Linked DNA regions of Homo sapiens: region 2 is linked to region 1. Evidence: chromatin loops called from intact Hi-C (ENCODE). Cell type or tissue: HCT116. All regions are shown on one strand.

Region 1 (2,500 bases):
GCTTGCTCTCCTGTAGAGGAGGATGGGCAGACTCTCTGGGGGAAATATGACCTGTGTTTTTCAGCCTCTTTTCCAAAGAGGGGCAATTCCTTTCACTCACCAGAAAGAGCAGCTGCACACAAGACTGCAGTGATCTGTGCCCTAGGGGCAAAGCAACTGCTCTCTTTGCCACCATCAAGTCCCACTCATCCCCAATCAGGCCTTATTCAGGAGTGGGCTCATTATTTTCCATCACCTTGGTCAGGGGTGGTGGCTCATGCCTGTAGTCCCAGTGCTTTGGGAGGCCAAGGCAGGTGGATCCCTTGAGGCCAAGAGTTTGAGACCAGCCTGGGCAACAGAGACAGGCCAACAGAAGAAAACAAGAAGAAGAAGGAGGTAGAGGAGGAGGGAGGAGGAGGGAGGAGGAGGGGGGAGGAGGGAGGAGGAGGAAGGAGGAGAGGGGAGGAGGGAGGAGAGGAGAAGAAGGGGGGAGGAGGAGGGAGTGGAGGAGGGGGTAGGAGGAGAAGGAGGAGGAGGAGAAGGAGGAGAAGGGAGGAGGAGGGGGCAGGAGGAAGGGAGGAGGAGGAAGGAGGAGGAGGGAGGAGGAGGGAGGAGGGGGAGGAGGGAGGAGAGGAGAGGAAGGGGGAGGAGGAGGGAAAGGGGGAGGAGGAGGGAGAGGAGGAGGGGGTAGGAGGAGGGAGAGGAGGAGGGGGTAGGAGGAGGAGGAGAAGGAGGAGAAGGGAGGAGGGGGGAGGAGGGGGAGGAGGAGGGGGGAGGAGGAGGAGGAAGAAGGACAGGAGGAGGAGTAGGAGAAGAAGAGGAGGAGAAGGGGGAGGAGAGAGAAGAATTTTCCATCACCCTGTGGGTCTCAGGACTGAGGCCCGGCTCTGCCACCTACTTGCTGTGTGACCCTGCGGGCCAGTCACTTCCTCTGAGCCTCAGTAAAACTACATGGAAGGGCATTTGTGTGGGCTTTGTGGTTGTCGTTTGCACTCCAATTGGCAAATGACTCACATCCTTTCAAGAAGGGTAGTTTGGAGAGTAGAACGGCCTAAAAGTCTGGTGGGCGTGGACGGAGAAGAGGAAGCTGGGAGAGGAGACTCCGAACCTCCGAGGCTCAAGCGGCGCGCATTTGCGGCCGAGGCTTCAGGGGACACGGCCAGCAGGGGGCGCGGCCCGGCGAGCTCGCTCCCAGGAGGCGCATGCTGTAGGAGACCGCAGAGTCGGCTGCGTCAGCAGGCAATGGCCTTGGAGCACCGGCCTGAGCTACCCAGGGAGACGGTGGATCTCCAGGAAACCGCGAGTGCCTAGGAGCCCCTCCCCACCTTTTCCGGGGAAGCCCTGGTCGGAGCGAGCCGGTGAGCAACTCTATGCAAAAAGCATGCGAGCACTGGGGGCTGCGCACAAGGGTGGTGTGCAAGGGTGTCAGCACCCCAGGTTGGGGCTGCAGGGATCTCACCTCGGCCTGAGCAGGCGCGCGGTTGGAATTGGCCAGGACAGAACACCAAGTGGAAAAACACGTTTACGACAAAGAGAAGGCGTTTTGATAACAACAACGATTTATTTCTGTATTTCTTCTCTATCCCCTTTTCCTCCCCGTGTGCACACCTGTTTATATGCAGAGAAAAGTTTAGTAGGACACACAAGCCAGCAGTTACCAATGCTTATCTCTGGGTCATAAAACTGTAGGTCTATTTCTTTATTTCTTTATTTTTGAGACAGTCTCCCATCAGGCTGCAGTGCAGTGGCGCAATCATAGCTCACTGCATTTGAACTCCTGGGCTCAATAGATCCTCCTACCTCAGCTTCCTAAGTAGCTGGGACTACAGGTGTGCACCACCACAGCCCAGCTGGAACTCTTACATTCTTTATTTTTCCATTTATTTCATTATTTACTATTCTTATATCTTTTTAATTAAAAAAAATTTTTTTTTACTAATTTATTTAATAGAGACATGGTCTTGCTATGTTGCCAGGGCTGGTTTTGAACTCCTGGGCTCAAGCAATCCTCTCCAGTCACCCAAAGTGCTGGGATCACAGGTGTGAGCCACCACTCCAGCCCTACTCATTTTTTTTTTTTTTTAAATAGAGACAGAGTCTCGCTCTGTTACCCGGGGTTGGTGTCAAACTCCTGGACTCAAACAATCCTCCTGCCTCAGCCTCCGAAAGTGCTGTGATCACAGGCGTGAGCCACCGCCTCTGGCCTACTTTTCTTATTTTTAAACATGGAACATATATTTAATAATCAGGAACAATTCATTAAAGTCTGCCTTACACACTTACACATAGGAGTGGGAGGGAAGAAGACACAGCACACCCACTCTCTGGGGCAAGAAGGCAACAGAGAAGAGGCCAGGTTGCAGCTGCACCTGCCCTGTGGGTGAGGACTGGAGGCACCGCCCTTGTAGATAGGAAATCCAGGAAGGCTTTCGGGAGAGATCTGAAGGAAGTTATGGAGAGAAAACAGCAGGGGCAAAGGTCCTGGCCTTGTGGGCCAAAGGAAGGGCTTGGATTTTATGGC
Region 2 (2,500 bases), 310 kb after region 1:
AAAGGGAGAGCTATGAAACTCATCCATCCTTTTGTTTTGTTTTGCTTGACATCAGGTTTCTCAGAGCTAAGTGCTGTAACTGATTCCAGTAGCTTTTGTCAGTCTAGTCTAGCCCTACGTACCTATAAGAAATCTGTAGGAACCCCTTTATTGGGTTAATTCTGCTTCTAGTATAAAATCATACTCCTTCATGTTAATCAGGGCAAGCATTCACAGACAAAAATATTAAGCCACTAGGCATTGTATATTGGCCTAGGAATCTCAAGGATGAATATAGTATAGCTTTCTATTCTTACATCTGTTTTCCAAGTAAATTTGCATTCTGATAAAACCTGAAGAAAGCAAGCAGAAAGACTTCCACTTACCCCTCCACCAACTGTCAATGTTGTGGTTTCTGGTATCAGTGCCAACACAGATACGATGAGCATGAATACTGTTGTTACCAGTGAGTTGATAATATCCTAAAAACACACAATAAAGCTGAGCCTTACATGAAGACTACCAAGCAATGCTAAAAAGGAAAAACAAAAAACAAAAAAACAACAACAACAAAAAACAAAGTCAGCAGGCAGAATGCACTGGCTCCCGCCTGTAATCCCAGCACTTTGGAAGGCAGACAGATCACTTGAAGCCTGGAGTTTGAGACCAGCCTGGCCGACATGGTGAAACCCCGTCTCTACTAAAAAAAACAAAAATTAGCCAGACATGGTGGTGCATGCCTGTAATCCCAGCTACTCGGGAGGCTGAGGCACAAAAATTGCTTGAACCCGGGAGGCAGAGGTTACAGTGAACTGAGATCATGCCACTGCACTACAGCCTGGGCAACAGAGTGAGACTCTGTTGCAACAAAAGGAGTCAGCTTCCTAAATATTTTGAAAGTTTCATTTTATTAAACAAATTTATTTAGCATCTATCTTTCAGGAAACCAAAATGTCACAGTAAAATGATACCTAGATAGTATCTGGTCTATAATGACACCTAGTGGTTTTCTTTTACCTGTGATATGCCAATCATTTACTTAAAAAGCTTTTTATTTCTTTTTTACTTAACATAAATGTAGTTGAAGGGAAAACTCATCTGATTAGGAAATAAAGTAGATGATGTATTATGTAGAAAGTTTAAGGTAGAAGGGGTGCCATGGGAAGTAAAAATGCTCATTTTTAATAACGTAAGAAAATGCAGAGTAGTCTACATTGTATATCAAACTTTAAGTTACTAAATGCAATTAATGCTGGGCGCTGTGGTGCATGTCTGTAATCCCAACACTTTGGGAGTTCAAGACCAGCCTTGCCAACATGGTGAAACTCTGTCTTTATTAAAAAATACAAAAATTAGCCAGGCATGGTGGTGAGCGCCTGTAGTTCCAGCTACTTGGGAGGCTGAGGCAGGAGAATTGCTTGAAGCCAGGAGACGGAGATTGCAGTGAGCCAAGATTGCACCACTGCATTCCAGCCTGGTGGAATTTTTTTTACTCCGTCTCAAAAAAAAAAAGGCAATTAATAAAACTTAAAATAGCACACACTTAAGAGAAAGTGGTAATTTTCAGGAAACCCCCACAGACATCTCTATGCAATGGATGACCAATTATGTTATTATTGCTGATGATATAGCTCATTCGCTTAATACTTTTACAAAGTAAAAATCAGTTTCATTCTTAACTGTGATGTCAAGAAGTGCAATTTTACATTTTTAAAATGGATGTGTAGCGTGGGAAAGGTAAACTGTCTAGCTGAGAAAGGTTTATGTATGTTTGCAGATAACCACAGGCAGGAAGGAATAACCCAAATAGCAAACTGCAAAACCCTGGTAATTTAGAAAAGCAGTTATTAGAAAGAAAGTAGGAACAGGTTCAATGGGGGTAGGGCAAGATCAGATATACTTAGGAAGAAAAAAGTTCTCATTTGTAGGAGATACTGAGACAACTATTCTAGGTTAACTCTCTTCTGTGTTGGATATTTGCTCTGCTTCAAAAGGCAACAGACCACACTCCTACTTCAGACAGGCAGCCTGCCTCCTGTGAGCAATCTGGGCAAGGGTTTATAGATGGCTTTGGATCAAAGTGGTGTTCTAGGGAGTGCAGAGAACCACAGGGGGAAAAAAAAAGATATGCCTGCCCCGAAACACCAATGATCCTCAAGAGTAATTTAGACCATTTATTTTATATTAAAAATGAAAACATCTATATGCCACAGAGTAGAATGTAAACTTAATTACAAAAATAGGGATTTCAAAGGAATTCTGAGCCTATGCTTAGATACCTCCTCAAAGCCATGGGTTGACTGGCTTTTTGTGTTTTCTGTCATTTGGGGCTCTCGGGGGGGAACAATCAGAGAAGGCCTGCTCTACAGACTGTTATCAGGGACAACAACTTTGGGACAATTTGAATGGAGATGACCAAGCCCTCTCCTAGTTAGCAAAGGCAGTGGCTAGCAGATGGAGGTACTTCTAAGTTACCTTTTCCCCACCTACAGATTAATTGGAACAGTCAGCCATCTCTGTG

What was found. Peaks named below come from ENCODE experiments on the same cell type or tissue, not always from the same donor. Only the 100,000 strongest peaks of a DNase experiment are listed, where the experiment ranks them.
Region 2: it touches region 1 in a loop (4-fold over the local background); 10 of 110 quality-filtered maps call a loop at or near these places.

Annotation. Positions count from the first base shown.
Region 1 is chr16:66,871,952-66,874,451 of GRCh38, reverse strand. It overlaps LOC124903699 (a long non-coding RNA gene), which reads left to right and starts at 1,197. Exons shown (of 4, transcript XR_007065088.1): 1 at 1,197-1,337. In HCT116, a CTCF peak has its summit at 1,140 (motif pointing right); a DNase peak (open chromatin) is centred at 1,031; H3K4me3 peaks cover 1,038 bases; H3K27ac peaks cover 1,334 bases.
Region 2 is chr16:66,561,083-66,563,582 of GRCh38, reverse strand. It overlaps CKLF (chemokine like factor), which reads right to left. Exons shown (of 4, transcript NM_016951.4): 3 at 366-461. The region is part of intron 2 of CKLF-CMTM1 (CKLF-CMTM1 readthrough); the gene reads right to left. Among named protein-coding and RNA genes, the nearest start is that of CMTM1, 4.1 kb to the left of the region's middle. In HCT116, a CTCF peak has its summit at 972 (motif pointing left); no DNase peak of the experiment used is centred here.